2 separate regions of the Mus musculus genome follow, and region 1 is linked to region 2. A link is a loop called in an ENCODE intact Hi-C map of the cell type or tissue named here. Cell type or tissue: left cerebral cortex. All regions are shown on one strand. Each heading gives the region's core, and the rest is flanking DNA. Links, peaks and the distances in the headings are about the cores only.

The links. Hi-C counts contacts between places; a loop is a spot of excess contacts. Peaks named below come from ENCODE experiments on the same cell type or tissue, not always from the same donor. Only the 100,000 strongest peaks of a DNase experiment are listed, where the experiment ranks them.
Region 1: a loop joins it to region 2, with 4 times the contacts of the local background. A loop is called at or near these places in 4 of 42 quality-filtered maps.

What each region holds. Positions count from the first base shown.
Region 1 is chr8:104,513,405-104,522,875 of GRCm38, reverse strand. Nae1 (NEDD8 activating enzyme E1 subunit 1) reads left to right here. Exons shown (of 20, transcript NM_144931.3): 11 at 138-229; 12 at 3,053-3,112; 13 at 3,198-3,331; 14 at 4,613-4,688; 15 at 4,930-4,969; 16 at 6,142-6,228; 17 at 6,655-6,747; 18 at 9,421-9,471. Among named protein-coding and RNA genes, the nearest start is that of Terb1, 8.3 kb to the right of the region's middle. In left cerebral cortex, for the core only: no CTCF peak of the experiment used is centred there; no DNase peak of the experiment used is centred there.
Region 2 is chr8:104,431,113-104,439,112 of GRCm38, reverse strand. Dync1li2 (dynein, cytoplasmic 1 light intermediate chain 2) reads left to right here. Exons shown (of 13, transcript NM_001013380.2): 4 at 1,520-1,750. Among named protein-coding and RNA genes, the nearest start is that of Dync1li2, 7.9 kb to the left of the region's middle. In left cerebral cortex, for the core only: CTCF peaks have their summits at 4,099 (motif pointing right) and 4,623 (motif pointing right); DNase peaks (open chromatin) are centred at 2,872, 3,214, 3,822, 4,054 and 2 more places; H3K4me3 peaks cover 2,369 bases; H3K27ac peaks cover 4,149 bases.

The sequences.
Region 1 (9,471 bases), core at 909-8,908, 83 kb before region 2:
GTTTAGGAAGAACAAATGGCTGTGTTTCCTGTAAGGGTTAGCACTGTGGTCCTCTGTTCAGCTCCTGATAAGATTTTTCTATAATGTTGGAAGCCAAAGTGAAAGGAGACATTGTTAGCTATTTCTTGTTTTAATAGGGATTTTAAAGAATGAAAATGGAGCTCCAGAAGACGAAGAGAATTTTGAAGAAGCCATCAAAAATGTGAACACAGCACTAAATACAACTCAGGTATCAAAGAAACTGCTGAAACCACTGTGTTTTCTGATGTTTTCATATGTGAAAGTTGATATAACAATTTAACCTAATATTGCCTAAATGCCTAAACAAAGAATGTTTGGGTTCTTTTGTTTTGTTTTTTATTAAGACAAGGTCTTTTTATGTAGCCCAGGCTACTTTCAAATTTGCTGTATAGACCAGGCTGGTTTTGAACTTGTGACACTTTTCCTGCCTCCACCTCTCAAGTGTTACAAGTATGTGCCATGCCCAGCGGAAAACAGCAGTTTAGTTTTAATAAAGTTTTGTTTTTTTTTGTTTTTTTTTGTTTTTGGTTTTTCGAGACAGGGTTTCTCTGTCTAGCTCTGGCTGTCCTGGAACTCACTTTGTAGACCAGGATGGCCTTGAACTCAGAAATCCTCCTGCCTCTGCCTCCCGAGTGCTGGGATTAAAGGCGTGCGCCACCACGCCCGGCTTTAATAAAGTTTTGTGCCCTGCATGGTGGTGAATGCCTGTACCTCCACCCCTGGGGGAGGGGAGCAAGGTGATGAGTAGCCATCCTTGGCCACATAGCAAGTGCAGAAACAGCTGGGGCTCAAAACAAAAAAAAAATCTATATTATCCTCATTAAAATTATGTCTGTGCTTCAGCATATAATAGCAATAAAATAAAGTAATTTCTTTCACTTAGAGAAATATGATTTATGAATAGTTGAGAATTTGGAGGTAAGACTTACAAATGATAGTTTGCTAGTCAAAAGAAGTACTAAACTCAAAAGTTAAATTTTGTTATCTTGCATTTTTTTGCAGCAGTTATTTAGACATAATTGGAGATGTTCTCAATGACTTGTACATTGCAAAAATTATAAGCTGATATGGTAACTTACACCTGTAATCCTGGCACTTTGGAGGCTGAGGCAGGTGGATTCTGAATCTGAGGCCTGAAGCCAGCCTGGGCTACAGAGTGAGGTTAAGCCCAACTTAGAATACATAAAAAGTATCGGAAAATAAGTCAGACTACTACTACTACTGTTGCTGCTGTTGCTGCTGCTGCTGCTTCTTTTTCTTCCTCCTCCTCCTCCTTCTCTTCCTCCTCCTCCTCCTGCTCCTCCTCCTGCTCCTCCTCCTCCTCCTCCTCCTCCTGCTCCTCCTGCTCCTCCTGCTCCTCCTCCTCCTGCTCCTCCTCCTCCTCCTTCTCCTCCTGCTCCTCCTGCTCCTCCTCCTCCTCCTCCTCCTCCTCCTCCTCCTCCTCTTCTTCTTCTTCTTCTTCTTCTTCTTCTTCTAAGTTTGTTCGTTCATTTTTGAGGAACTGTGGAATAAGACACCTGGAAGATTTTTTATAGTTTTTTTTTTTCTTTTTTTTACAATTTATAGCTTGAGTACTGCCTTTCACATTAGGAAAGCACTCAAGTCACTGTAGACATTTTGAAGACCCTGAAATGGTTCCTGAGTGTATGCCTTGTAAATCATTCTAGCTAAGGAACATCTTTTATCTTAATTGGAAAGAATGTTGAAAATGTATATGTATAGCTATCAAATGATACATGTTAGATCTGCATTTTTACTGAAAATAAAATGTAATGATCAGTTTTTAAAACTAAAGGATGATTATAAAGCCAGGCATGGCGGCATGTACTTGTAATGCCAGAACCAAGGAGATGGAGGAAGAGGCTTGAGACCACATTGGCTGCATAGTGAGTTCTAGTCCAGTCTGGGCACAAGAAAAATAAAACAGAAAAATGGTTCTAGGAGTTGGGGGCAGTAAATTGAACAATTGGATATTAATGTATGAACAAAGTTAGAATGTGAGGAGGCAAGAAGGGGTCTGGGTATTGGATAGGGTGTACCTAGGGGGCAGTGTTAGAGAGGGAGCTGGGAAGGAGGAAAAGGCCTGAGTGAAGTGCCACCCAGAGGTCTGTTGCATGAGCTGCTCAAGCAGAGGGCACGGGCGCAGGGCACAGAGTTAAAGGATCAGTAGGAAAGTCAGTACGATTGAAGGGGAAAGAAAGTGATAGGCAAGATTTGAGTTTGGAGAGCTAGAAAGGGCCATACCATAGCAGAATCTCGCAGACCTAGAAGGGTTTTGAGCAGGGAAGTAGGAAGGTCTGTTTGATGTTGAGACAGGATCTCACTGTATATAGTGCTAGCTGGCCTGGAACTCATTAGTAGACCAGGTGGCCTGGAGCTCACACAGATTCACCTGCCTCTGCCTTCTAGTGCTGAGATTAAAGATGTGTGCCACTACAGTGGGCCATTCAAAAGACTGTTGACTCTTATGAATACAGTAGAGGTGTGGGGTTGGAAGCCAAGACACCAGTCACGAGGTTGTCACTGAGAACTCTATTTTGTCTGCATAGAATCAAAGCCTATAGTTTGTAAAGTTATTAGTGTGGTGACCTTGTGAGTTTCAAATTGCATAATTACTTATTTTTTGTTAGAGTGGTCATCTCTGAACAGCCCTGGAATTAGGGTGAATGAATTTCAGGACTTTCATAAGCTGGGAAACCATGAACAGCTTTAAATCTGGCTTTGTAGCAATGTCAGTAGTCATTGTTGTCTTCAGATACAAAGTATATAGAATGACATGTTTGGCTTTTCCTTTACTCCATGTGGATATGGGAGACTTGTCTGAAATGCTAACAGGCCAGGAGAGGATTTTCTTCCATTCTCTTTCCCATCAGATCTCCATCAGAATCTGATTGTAAATAAAACTAAATACATCAGAAGTTGATATTTTACTGCACTTTGAAAATATAAAGGACTTATTTGAAGAAATAGCATTGAAAATAAAGGTGGACAGCATTCTTAATGTAAGTAATGTCTTGTGTTCCTTTGTTAGATCCCAAGCAGTATTGAAGATATATTTAATGATGATCGATGCATAAATATCACCAAACAGGTAACAACAAGAAGGGAAAATAAAGCTGTCTTCAACTCCAGCTCAGAATACACACCTTTATAGTAGTTTTTTCTTATTTTTTTAGACACCAACTTTTTGGATTCTAGCTCGTGCCTTAAAGGAATTTGTGGCCAAGGAGGGTCAAGGAAATTTACCTGTCCGAGGCACAATTCCTGATATGATTGCAGATTCAAACAAATACATAAAACTGCAGAATGTGTAAGTGTCTTTTAGTTGTGGTTATTTTGTTTGTTTTTCAAAACAGGGTTTTTGTGTGTAGCCTTGGCTGTCCTAAAATTAGCTTTGTAGACAAGGCTAGCCTTGAATTCAGTGGGGTTAAAGGAATGTGCCACCATGCCTTATCACTGTTTTTAAACTATGTGTAACAGGCTACTTAAATCTGCCCTCCTAAAGGGACTCAGACCCTGGTTTCTGACAGAGGACCTAAAAAAAATGTTACATGAACAACTCACCTTCTTGAAGTTAAGTCCAAGGAAAACCACACACTTCAAACCTACCCAATAGTATAAGTCATGAAAAACTTTGTTTAATATCTAGTTATATTTGACTGTAAAAATGACTAGTATTAATGCTGAGTCTCTCCCAGGTAAGGGCACACCTTTTAGGGTGAAGGTTGTACTATTGGGATTGAACCTGGGTCCTCATATATATGTGAAGCAAGAGTTCTACCTCTGAGCAATGTCCCTAAAGTCACCATTAGTTTCTGTCTTCAGTTGTCCTTTGCCAAATTTTCAGTATTATAACTCATAGATTAGGACAACAAACCAAGATTTGTTAAACACTGACCAAGATCTTCTCTGTATGGCAACCTTTGGCCCTGGAGGAAACCAGGTCAGGTTCCTTGCATTCATCAGCTCTGTACATTAGTTACAAAGAAGGTAACATCCAGGGAGACCTGACCTTACGGGTCCATGTGTGTCAGAGGAGGTATACTGGATAACAGGTGTTTATCTACAGTCATTGATTCCTTAAGTTACGAGAGATTAATGACCAAAAGAAAATGACTCAAAAGAAAGACTCCCACGAGTGTCACCTGGGTACATTGAAGTTGGATGCTGTAGGGATGACAGGTGTCACCTGGGTACATTGAAGTTGGATGCTGTAGGGATGGCAGGTGTCACCTGGGTACATTGAAGTTGGATGCTGTAGGGATGACAGGTGTCACCTGGGTACATTGAAGTTGGATGCTGTAGGGATGACAGGTGTCACCTGGGTACATTGAAGTTGGATGCTGTAGGGATGGATAATGGGAGCTTTGGCTTTAGAGGACTCCAGAAGAGGACTCTACTGCCAGCTCTTCCATGACACCTAACTGGTGAGAGGTGCTACTGGTGATAATTCTCTACCATTTTCACATTTCATATGTTTCCAAACATTTTTAAATTAAAAATAAACTTTTGTTCACTTAAAGATGACTTTAGCTTTGCTAATTTTAGGAGTCATTAATTGTAGGGTTTTGTTGTTGTCAATCTTTTCCAGTTACCGAGAGAAAGCAAAGAAAGATGCTGCTGCTGTAGGCAATCACGTTGCCAAATTGCTTCAGTCTGTTGGCCAGGTAAGTGGTGAACAGTACTTCTCCCCGCAGCAAGGAGCTCAGCCAGGGAGGGGTTAGAGAGGGAAGGCGGGGCCCTGGCTTGCTTCTTTGGCAGAAGTGCCTACTTGTCTCTAATGAGCACCCCTGTTACAGGAGAACAGTTGTGTTTGGAGTGTTTTCCCAGCTCTTGGCTTTGTGCTGTGCCATTGCTGTCTCTGTGTGTGTGCGTGCTAGAGAAAAACCTGCATTTATTTCTTTATAGGCACCAGAGTCCATTTCAGAGAAAGAATTAAAATTGCTTTGTAAGTCCTTTTAATTTTCTTATTTTGCTTAATAAAAGTATGCTACAGAGGGTGTTCTTGGGAGTTTTAAATGGTTGAAATTCTTGAAGTAGGGTGTGTGTATCCTTAGGTAAATTTTATTTTGTTTTTTTGTACTCTAAAGGACATTTTAAGACTGGGCCATTGGTACTCATTTGATCTGTGTTAAGTGACTAATGGAATTAAGAATTTGTCATGATAGTTCATGGCTGGGCTTCTGGGGTTTTCTCCCTAATTTCTGAGGCGGTAAAAGCGTGTTCTTGGAGTCAGTTGCAGGTTGAAGATAGCTCAGCGGGTTAAGTGCTTGCCATGCAAACAGATCCTGTCTCAAAAAGATAGGTGGAAAACAAATAAAAACAAAAAGAAAAAGAATACAGTGGCGATTCATAGAAGACACTCAGAATCAATCTCTGGTCACCACATATTCACCACATATTCACGGGTGGCTAAGCATATCCATGCATATATCACACACAGAAGTAAAAGTTTCATAAAGTTAGTTGCCGGGTTAGAAAGATGGCCTATCAGTTAATCGGAGGAACCCCAAAGAACAGGTACATGGACACACACATTTGTTTTAAGCCTTCCTCACACACCAAACTGAGACTATAACCAAGGCAGCAATTTCTTCATACCATTAATATTCGGTGTCTAACAAAACCCCCACAGTACTGTGGTCACTCAATAAAATTTTTAATGAATAAATGCTTCAAAATGTTTATTGTTTTTAAATTGTTTGTTTGTTTTGGGTTTTTCAAGACAGGGTTTCTCTGTATAGCCCTGACTGTCCTGGAACTCACTCTGTAGACCAGGCTGGCCTCGAACTCAGAAATCTGCCTGCCTCTGCCTCCCAAGTGCTGGGATTAAAGGCGTGCGCCACCACACCCAGCTATGTGTATGTGCCTATCTGTGTGTGGATATGTGCACCTGCAGAGGTCAAAGATGTCAGATCCCCTTGGAGCTAGAGTTATAAGTAGTCATGAGGCCTGCTGTGGGCAGGTGGGTACTGGGAACTGAACTCAGTTCCTCTCCATTAACAGCAAGCTCTCCTAGCTGCTGATCCATCTTGTAGCCCTAATTTCTTGTTCATAAAGTGACCCATAATTTGGTGTATTCAGTTGTCACAACCTTCCTGAAGTCTTTACTGTTTCCAGGCAGCAATTCTGCATTTCTTCGAGTGGTAAGATGTCGATCTTTAGCTGAAGAGTATGGCTTGGATACAGTCAACAAAGATGAAATTAGTAAGTATAACAACCAGATGCTAAGTTAAAAGATACTAATAAAATGTGTATAATAGTGCTGAATAAATGGTGCTATAAAAATAATGTGAATATTTCATAGATTACCTGAATGATTTTAATTTACATATATTATTCAGAAATAAATACATAAAAATGTGTTTAGATTACTGACTGCATTGTGTGCTATATAGAACTAACATTATCATGTTTCTACCTTGGTAGAGACTCCAGCTAGGAGTCTATAAGACCCCTTGTGTTACACCTTAATGTATTTATTTCTTATTTATAATTTTATACTTTATTTTAATAAAATATTTAATATTTTTTGCTAATATTATTTTGTATCCTGAAACTTGAGTATGAATTCAGCCTTTTGTTGCTTGTGTATGTTATCTAGTTTTACTGATTTTTTTTTTTTCCTTTCAGTTTCTAGCATGGACAATCCGGATAATGAGATAGTCCTGTACCTGATGTTGCGGGCTGTTGATCGATTTCATAAACAGCATGGCAGATACCCAGGTAAGAACAGCAGTTGATTTACCAGATACAAAGAAGATCTTTTGGCTTTTTTGTTGTTTTAAGACAGGATCTTACTTATTAGCTTGGGCTGGCCTTGAATTTGTGATCTTCCTCAATCAGTCTCCAAAGTATTGAATTTACAGGCATGAGCCATCAGATTCACTCATTAAAGTCTTAAATAAATGCTTGACTTGATGCCAGGTGTAGTGGCACTTGCTTTTAATCCCAGCACTAGAGGCAGAGCTGGGCCAAGTCTACAGAGTGAGTTCCAGGACAGCCAGGGCTATGTAGAGAGAATATGTCTCAAAAAAGACCAACCAACCACACAGGAAAACCCACTTGACCTGAATTTTAGTATTCTGTGGATATTAGAGGAACTATTATTTGATTTTTTTTTAAAAAAGATTGTTTGTGTATTTTATATACATATTTTTATATACATACATACATACATACATACATACATACATACATACACACACACACACACACACACACATGCCAGAGGAGGGACTCTGATCCTATTACATGGTCGTGAGCCACCATGTGGTTGCTAGGAATTAAACTCAGGACCTCTGGAAGAGTAGCCAGTGCTCTTAACCTCTGAGCCATCTCTCCAGCCCAGTGCTCTATTGTTTTTTAAGGCTCACTACTTTTAAACCATTTGATTCTAAACTGTTAGAGAAGAATGTTGGTTGAATGTGTATCACTAACATGTCCTTGTATGTTTTTTCTTTTTTCAATTTTGAAGATTTATTTATTTTATGTATGTGAGTACACTGTAGCTGTCTTCAGACACACCAGAAGAGGACATCAGATCCCATTACAGATGGTTGTGAGCCACCACGTGGTTGCTGGGAATTGAACTCAGGACCTTTGGAAGAGCAGTCAGTGCTCTTAATTGCTGAACTGACTCTCCAGTCCTATCTCTTGTGTCTTATTTTTATATTTGTCTTTTTAAAATTCATTGTGTGTGTGTGTGTGTGTGTGTAGGTCTCAAAAACTTAGTGGTTTAAAACAGGTTAAAGTGTGTGTGCATGAGTGTATACATGTGTGCATGTATGTGTGGGGACCAGAGGTTAATATTAAATGTCTTCTTCAGTTGCTGTTCACATTATCTTTTGAGGAAAGGTTTTTCAATGAACTGAGGGCTCACAGATTTGGCTAGCCTGGCTGGCCAAGCAGGGTCCTCCTGTCTTTGGGTTTCCCCTGATAAGATAGATGTATACCATTATGCTCAGGTTTGAATGCGGGTTCTCGGGGATTGAAGTGGGCTCCTCAGGCTTGTACAGCACAGTTTACCCACTGACCCATCTGTTGGCCTTTAATCCTCTCTGCTGGTTTCTTGTTGGAGCTGAAGCAGTTCCTTTTTTAAGAGGGAGGTTCTTAGTCGTATGGTGCCTAGGCTTGAGATTCTGAAGGTTTGACTGAGTTAAATATCGAAGAGACATCTTCACTCTCCTTACTGAGATGCTTGACACCTGGGTATGGTGGCTCACAGCTATGGGGCGGACGGACATTCAGGAGGCTGAGGTAGAAAGATTGCTGTGAATCTGAGGTCAGCTGGGCTGCAGAATGAGACTTTGTCCCAAACAACAAAGAAGAGAGAAAGAAATGACGTAGGACTGGCTTAGTGGCCCTAGCACTCCTAAGGCCCTGGATTAGATTTCCTGCATGAGAAAACAACAACAAAATGCTTGTCTTGTATTCTAGTTTTGCTGTTCATGAACTAAGTAATTTGTCTGTGTCCCAGCTTTTCTATCTGTATAGTTGTGGCTCCTTCATAAAGTTCTTTTGAGAATTAAATCAGTGCAAAGGCACAAAGTACATAAAATAGTATCCAGCATCTATTAATGTTTAGTAAATGTTGTATATTACGATTGCTTTATGTCCTCAGTGCCATTTAATCACTCAAAATGGAAATAAAGGGCTGGAAATGGAAATAAGTAGCTTAGTTTGTTGTTGAGTGAACAAAGCCCTAGGTTTAGAGATCTTCAGCACTGAAAAAAGCATACGCCTGTTATCTCACCCAGGAGGTAGAGTCAGGAGAATTAGAAGTTCAGGGTCACCCCTGACTACATACAAGTTTGAGACTAGCAGGGATTAATAATAAGACTTTGTTTCCAAAAAAATAGAAATTTAACTTAAAGGATATAAGTAAGGTATTTTCTCTTTAATTTTTTGATCAAATAATTATTGAGTATTTTTTGTGTTAATCTTCTACAACATAATTAGCTAAGACTTAAAAGACCAGAAACCCACCAGAATGTTGGGATAATATGCTGTCACTAAGTTAAAATCCCTAGACCTGAGTAAGACTTACTGAACTTCAATTTGTGATAGATTTTAGTTTAGCAGATTCTGATATTTTCAAATGTTGGTTTATGTTTGTTCTGTAGTTTTATACCTTACTGTTTTAAACTGGATTAAGTAAGAGATAACGATCAGTTTGAATTACTTTTTCCCCTGAGACCTGGCGCCTATGCAGCCCTGGCAGTCTTAGCACTCACTACGTAATACAGAGCATTCACAAACACAGAGATCTGCCTGCCTTTGCCTCCTGAGTTAAAGGTGTGCACTATTGTGCCCAGCCCACATATTTATTTTAATGGAAATGTATATATTATATATATATATATATATATATATACACACACACACACTTTTTTTTAGGAGTATCTAACTATCAAGTTGAAGAAGATATAGGGAAGTTGAAGTCCTGTC
Region 2 (8,000 bases), core at 1-8,000:
TCCCTGGTTGTAGCTGGGTTGTGGTAGGATATTAGATGTCAAAGGACCACTGCCTCTCAGTTAGATACTCTTGTCTACTGCTGCATGGGATGTGTGATCCTCACACATGGGGGGAGTCATGTATAGTTGACATTGGCCAGAAAAGCTCAAGAAACTGTGCTTGCTGGTGGGTAAGGCATCTAAACCTCAGATCTTGAGTACAAAGTATGTTTGGAGTCCATTCACAGACCCAGACTGGAAAACACTAAAATATAACTAGTTTGGGACCAGTGAGGTAGCTCAGCAGGTAAAGTCACTTGCTGCCGAGAGAGCCTGCCTGAGTTTGATCCCTGAGACCCACGTGATGGAAGGAAAAAATTGACTCCACAGGTTGTCAGCCAACTTCACTGTGGAACCTCCACCTGTACGCTAAGGAACACACACGGACAGCTCTAGATAAATGGCATAAAAAACTTGAAGTAGGAGCTAGAGAGATGGGTCACTTGCTGCTCTTCAGAGGACTCATCCCAGCACCATGTATGGTGGCTCACAGTAGTTCACAACTCTAGCTTTAGGGAAGCCAAGGCCTGTGGTCCCTGAGAGCACTTGTACTCCTGTGCACATAGCCACATGTGGGCAGGCACACACATAATTCAAAATAATAAAAATAAATTAAAAAAAATAATGTAGAGATTGGAAGTACAGCTAGATGTAGATACCTTTATGCTCAAACTCATCAAAATGCATTTAATAGATATTAATAACTGGTTATACATCAAGGCAGCTAAAGAAAGGTAGATTTTAAAAGTATATGTTGGAAAAGGAAGTTAATGGAATGATGTTTTGATGTTAGGAATTCCCTCTATCAAGGAACTTTTATAGAAAAAATAATTAAGGAATATGTTTGAAATGTTTCAAAAATATCCTATTAACTTAGAGAATTATCTTCCGTAGTTGCATTGTTACAGTTCCCAGTTCTTTGTTTCAGCTGTATCTTAAGATCTCCCTTTAGTCCACTTGGATTATTCTCAAGCCAGTGTCAGACATTAGTACCATTTTATTCGTAAGTGCTTCTGTAAGTATCTCTAAAAGGTGAAGATGCTTGGAATGTCTAACTGATTATCTTGACAGAACGGCTTTAGTCGCTTAGTGTGACGCACACACAAGGGGTTTGTTCCTCAGCGCGCTCACCAGCTCACAGATAACTGGTATCTTAGGACAGTGGGTCCTTTAGACCGAGGGGACAGCTCATCAATAAACGTTTGTGTCCTTTGGTTGTTATCAGCAGCTAATTATTCTCACCCTGCTCCTTAGAGTCTGTTGAAGCCTTAGTTAGAGTCGTCCTGTATGTGGTTATCTAAACTTTTAAAAGCCTAGGCAGTTCCTTCTGTACTAGACTGGATTTGACGCCCACTGGGTGTTTGGCCCTGCTGGGCTGCGCTTTCTGTGTGAATTTATTCCCTTCCTGATGCTGCAGTTCTCATCACTGTGCAGATAGTCACTGTTGGGTGATAATGTGGCTTTGTTCCTCTCTCCCCAGATCACACACGCTGCAATGTGTGGATTTTAGATGGAGACCTCTACCATAAAGGCCTGCTGAAATTTGCAGTTTCAGCTGAGTCTCTGCGGGAGACCCTGGTCATTTTTGTTGCCGACATGTCTCGACCTTGGACGATAATGGAGTCTCTGCAGAAGTGGGCTAGTGTTTTACGGGAGCACATTGACAAGATGAAGATTCCACCGGAGGAGATGCGGGATCTGGAACGGAAATGTGAGTAAAACTCACTAGTCCTCTTGGATTATTGGGGCCACCTTCTTCCTTTTCAGGCAAGGGGGTTTACTTGGGATAGTATTTGCTTATGTTTTGAAAAATTGTTTCAGTTATTGAAATTCAGTTATCAAGAATAGCTTGAAGGAATTAGGAATGCTTGCTGCTCTCGTAGAGAACCCAGGTTCAGTTCCCAGTACTCTTACCAGTCAGCTGCCTATGGCTCCCATTTCCAGGGAATCTAGTCACTAGCATGCATACAATGCACATACAGTCAGACACTCAAGTACACACACACACACACACACAAATAAGTAAGTAAGTAAATAAATAAATAAAAAAGAACACTTTGGCCTGATGTACTGGTGTGTGCCTTTAATCCCAGTACACTGGAGGCAGAGGCAGGTGGAGTTTGAGTATCAGTAGGAAGGTTTGCTTTGTTTTGGCTTACGGTTTCAGAGGTCTCAGTCCATGGTCACTTGGCAATTTCTAGACCTGTGATAAGGCCATCCGTCATTGTAGGAGGGAGGCAAAGAGGAGTAGAGAGAAGGGGAAAGGATGGCCTTCAACGGCCTTCCTGTAGTCTTCTTGCCCTTGGGTGAGTCCACCTTCTAATAACCACTGAGCCGGGAGCACATGAGTAGCAATTTACTGAGAGCTTAGTGGATTTCCCTTCAGTAATGCCATCAGCTAGGGACAGGATCTTTGAGGACATTTTTCCTCAAACCCCAAGCCCATGTTTCTGGAATCCCATGGAGATCCCATGTCTCCTCTTGTTGATGGGTTTAATAAAAAAAAAAAATAATAATAAAGCCCCAAGGAAGAGAATCTTGCATTTCTGACTGGTTTCTTTTGGAATCTAGCAAATATGATTGCATTCAGGAATAGCAAGATTGTTTTCGGTGAGAGGGGCTGTTGAAAGACATTTTAAAATAAAAGTTATTTTAGGTTTAAAACCCTTCTGAGAACAAAGAAGGCACAAAGTAAAGGAAGTGTGCTGCATTTTCAAGTGCGGTTCAGAGGCTTGTTTTTCCTTCCTTGGCTTCTGTGCAGTTACATCAGCTTCTGTCCCTGTGCCAGGGAGATGGGAGGGGCACAGGGAGCGGAACCGGCAGCCGCAGCGCCTTGGCCAGTGTGAGCTTGGCTGCCCTGGCTCGGTGCCACGGGATGACATCACCCCCTTTGGTGAATTGATGAGGGCTCTGGAGCATGGCACACAGTATCTGCACACTCACTGTCAGGGAAGTTTGATGGCGCTTCTCAAACTGGCTTTCCTACTGCGTGTCTCCTGTCGCACACTTCATCTTGCCCCCTGCCCGTCATCAGCGCAGCCGGAGCCTCACACCTTCCTCCTCCCCTGGCTGCGTGTGTGCCTCCCGCCTCATCTGCCCTTGGGGATCATGATTGCCAGGCCATTCATCTCGCCTCTCTTTAGCCACTGACTTTTCTAGATGATGCCTCTTTTTCTTGCAAAACAGCGATGCTAAAGACAGCTCAGCAAAATAGTTGTGAGGCTGAGGCGCTATTCTCGAGCACTGCACACAGCGTCTTACCCAGACTGGTGAGCTGATGTACCGCAGACTTCAGTTTGGGTTTGACAACCTTACAAAGGTTGATTAAAATAGAAAAAGCCACATCAGCCGAGGGCACCACTCTTTCTCAAATAAGGCAAGTGTTAGGTGCTGGGTGTTTGTTCTGGGTGCTCTGGGGAGGCAGCAGGCAGGAAGGACACCTATTCTTGGGGAGCTTGTGGAGGAGACACTGAATTAATTTAATGGTCTTAGTCATTGGCGTCTATGTCACTGAGGATTAGGTTTAGCGACGTAAGACAGAAAAATGGAGGGGAAAATGGCTTAAAAAGTTCTGGGGGGTTTATTTGTCAAGGAGAGGAAACCTAGAGGCGGGCAGTTTGCAAGTGGGGCGCAAGCCTGGGAAGACAGCTCGGGAGCCCTGCCTCCTCTGGACTCACGGCTTCTGTCACTTTGAGGGTGTGGTTCTCTTCCCTTTGACAATTAAACTTTAAACAATATGTCGGTGTTCCAAGCAGCAACATGGAGACCGGGAGGCAGTGCTGAGGTGCGCCTGCCTGCCTGCCTGCTCTCTTTTTAAAGAGGTTGAGAGTGGAATCTTTTTGGCTTTTCGTAGCATGTGTGCGCTTGCACATACCTGTGCAGCATGACTTTGAAAAGGTTCTCTCCTCCCACTGCAGGTACCACGGGTCAAACTCGGGGTTTCACGTGACCACTTTGACTCGCTGACCAACCCACCTTTCCCCCTTGCTAGTCTAGAAAGCGTCTTCATGCCGTGTTGGGTTAGCGGGGAGAGGAGAGAGAACACTAGAGGGCAGGGCATCTAGCAACTGCTGAGCCATGTCTGTGACTGAGCATCTCGGCGTTCACAGTCCCTGGTCTGTGATATTTGGAATGGTAGCCGTGCCTTTGTGCTTGGTGAAGGCGTGCTTGTATTCACGCTGGTTTTAGCTTACTTTAGAGAAGTAGTTCTTCATGTTCTTGCTCACAGGACGGCTGCCTTTCAGATTAATTAGACTCTCTGGTGTTTTCTTATTAAGATTTATTTTAGTTTCGATTATGGGGGGCACAGTGTGTGTGCATGTGAATGGAGCTGACAGAGTGCTGGGGCCTCCTGGAGCTGGAGGCGGGTGTTGGGCAGTGCTGGAAGCGAACTCGGTTCCTTGCAGGAGCAGGGCATGCTCTTAGCTCCTGAGCACCTCTCCAGCTGCCTTTAGTATCATTCTCGACAAGTGAGCCCCTCTTTACAGGCGGGTTCCTCTCAAGCTGCCTGCTGTGGGGCAGCTTTGTGACCAGCCACTGTGACCCAGAGCTGGCAGAGGGACAGCAACCTTGAGCTGCCAGAAGGTGGTGCTTGATGCTGCAAAAACTGGATGAAGACAGTATAAGGAAGGGCTGGGCTGGGTTGGGTTGGGTTTGGTTAGGTTGGGTTGGGTTGGGTGGGGCTGGGCTGGGTTGGGTTGGGTTGGGTGGGGCTGGGTTGGGTTTGGGCTGTTTTGTTTGAGGAATACAGCCCGTCCTAGCGTGGAAAGCACAGTGGCAGGAGCCTCAGGCAGTTGCTGGTCACAGTACATCTGGAGTCAGTAAGCAGAAGTGAATTCCAGTGCTAAGCTAGTCTTCTCCTTTTTAAAAATTTAGTCTAGATGCAGAGACTCTGGGATGGTGTAAGTAAATCATAAACCATTCTGGAAACACCTTTACAGGCACACCTAGAGGCGCGTCTCCTAAGCGGTTTATTTGCTTATTTTTAATGTCTGTGTGGCTCTGGTTCACCTGGGATTCACTAGAGTGGGCTGGCCTTAGAGAGATCAACCTGTGGCCCTTGACCCCTTTAGGGGTTGAACCTCCCTTTCACGGGGTTGCATATCAAATATTTACATTGAGATTCATAACAGCAAAATTACAATTATGAAGTAGCAAAGAAAATAATTGTATAGTTGGGTGTCACCACAATGTGAAGAACTGTTTTTTTTTTTTTTTTTTTTTTTTTTGAAGTGTTGTAGCATTAGGAAGGTTGAGAAGCACTGATTTAGAGTAACTAGTTTCCTTCAGGACTTGTAGGCTACTCTCACCATGTGACCTATACAGAAGACTGAACTGGCGGGCTCCTGGAATAGGTGATCCGGCTGCTCTACCCCCTCCCTTCCCACTGTAGCTTAGCTCACCTCTATCTTGACCCTGGCTCTGCCCTGCTCCCTGTTGGGGAAGCCCTTGACAAATGCCTTCTCTGCTCTTGGGCAATCAGATGTCACCCCGACAGTTAACCACTGCATTTTTTTATTGACTTGACTGTTAAAAGAGAAATTCCTTTAAGCTCCTACAACAACATCACATTTTCTGGCTATGTTCAACATAGTATGGAGATGACCTTGGTTGATTTCTTTTTGTTGACAATGAAGTTTGACCCATTAGTCTCTGCCTTTGTGAGAAACAAAGGAAACAAAGGAAGGGATGTTGAGATGGCTCAGTCTGTGGCTCAGTCTATAAACTATTGCCTGTGGAGCATGAGGACCAGAGTTTAGTCCTCACCCGTGTAACAGCTAGGTGTGGGAGCAGCAACAATCCTAGCACTGGGGAGGAGATGGGAAGGTTCCCGAAGCCAGTCATGCTAAATTGGTGAATTCCAGGTTCAGCAAGAGACCCTGTGTCAAAAAAGAAGGTGAAGAGCAATTAAGTAAGATGTCACACTCAAGAACTTATGTACATGTGTACTTGATGGCGCGCACGCGCGCCCCCCCCCCCACACACACACAGACTGAGCTTTGTCTAGCTATGATTTCAGAGTTTGCATGCACTGGTGGCTTGCTCTCTTACTTTGGTGGGAAAAAAAGTTGCTCACCTGTTAGTAGAAGGGGAACAGAAAGAGAAGAGGGCCTGAGGGTGTAGCTCAGTTAATAGAGGGCATGCATGAAGCCCTGGGTTCAGTACTACATAAACCAGGCACAGCAGCTCTGCTTGTAATCCCAGTACTAGGGAGGTAGAGGCAGGAAGACCAGAAGTTCAAGGTCATCTTCCTTATATAATGAGTTTGAGATCAGCATAAGAATATGCGTGCACGCATGCACACACATACCTACGTGGGTCAAGAGGGAAGAAGGGAGCTAGGCAGTGGTGGCACACGCCTTCAATCCCAGCACTTGGGAGGCAGAAGCAGGCGGATTTCTGAGTTCGAGGCCAGCCTGGTTTACAGAGGGAGTTCCAGGACAGCCAGGGCTACACAGAGAAACCCTGTCTCAGAAAAAAAACAAAAAACAAAAACAAAAAAAGAGGGAGGAAGGGGGAGAGGAAAATGAGAGCAAGCCATAGTAGAGCCTTTACAGGCACAGCCTTAATTAATAACCTGCTTCTTTCATATAAGGTTCCACACCACCACCACCCCAGTAGCTCATTCAGCTGGAAATTCATGTCTGAATTAATCCAGCGATAGAATTAATGCCTTCTTAATTCAGTCACCTCTCAAAAGTACCACCAGCCGGGAACCTTCAACACATGAATCTTTTGGGGACTCTTCATGTCCAAACCACAACACTTGTTACTTTTTAGTTTGCCTGGTGTTACTCGAAAGCCCATGAGCTTCTCGGCCATTTCAGAAGCACAGACAATGATGAGCTAAAAATCTCTCAGGTTTTAAAAAACTGTTTGAAACCCCTTCTGTGGGTGTAGAGGAGAGTGTACATCTTTTTCTTGGCTTTCCATAGTGATCTGTCTGTCTGTGTCTGTCTGTCTATCTACCTGTTTGTGAGGAGAGGGGAGCGGGGGTTGTGGGGCTGTCCTGCTTGCGTGTATGCACCATATGTGTGTAGTGCCCATGGATACCAGAAGAGGGCATTAGATCCTTTGGCACTGGGGTTATTCATTGTGTGGGTGCTGGGACTCAAACTGGGTCCTCTGGAAACGCAGTCAGTGCTCTTAACCACTAACTCATGTTTCCAGCCCTCCCAGTACTTTTACTTATGTTTGTGTGGCATGGTTTTAGTGAAAGCATAATAAAAGGCCTTAGACCTTTTTTCAGTCCTATTAGGTTCATTAGAAAAATAGAGCCTGTTGGCTCCTAAGCCTGGAGGGGCTTTTCCTGTCATATGAAGATCTGGGTATGGCAGGCACAGCTGTCATCCTAACACTTGGGAGGCAGAGGGAGGGGAGGGGGAAGGTAACTGCTGCAAGTTGTAGGCCAGTCTACACGGTGAGTTCCCGGTATCTAGTAAGGCCCTTTATAATACAAATGACAAAACCCATCATTAACCCTGAAGTCCTCACATACAGGTTCTGGTCTGCAGGCCTTGTTTTCACCTGGCTTAACTACAGCCAGTGGCTACTCTACCTAAAAGCCCCTTCTCTGTATGTAAAGATTTGTTTTATGAGTGTTGTACTTGCTCATATAAACGTGTACTGCATCCAGACCTAGTGCTCATGGAGGCCAGAAGAGCATATTGGAATCCCTGAGACTGGGGTTCCAGATGGTTGTGAGTTTCCACATGGGTGCTAGGAACTGAAGCTGAGTCCTCTGGCAAGTCTCTGGCCCTCTGAGCCATTGCTCCAGCCCCCTAAGATAACAGGTGTGCATACGAAGGAGCAGGTGCGTCAGTCCTGCTGTGTTAGGCACAGATAGGACATGCACACTGGATGTGTAAGTGAAGTGCCCTGAAGACAAAGTCCCTAGGAATAGAGAACTGACTGGTACCTGGCAGTCATGTGGTCTTTGCCTGCTTCTCCTGTATGGAAGT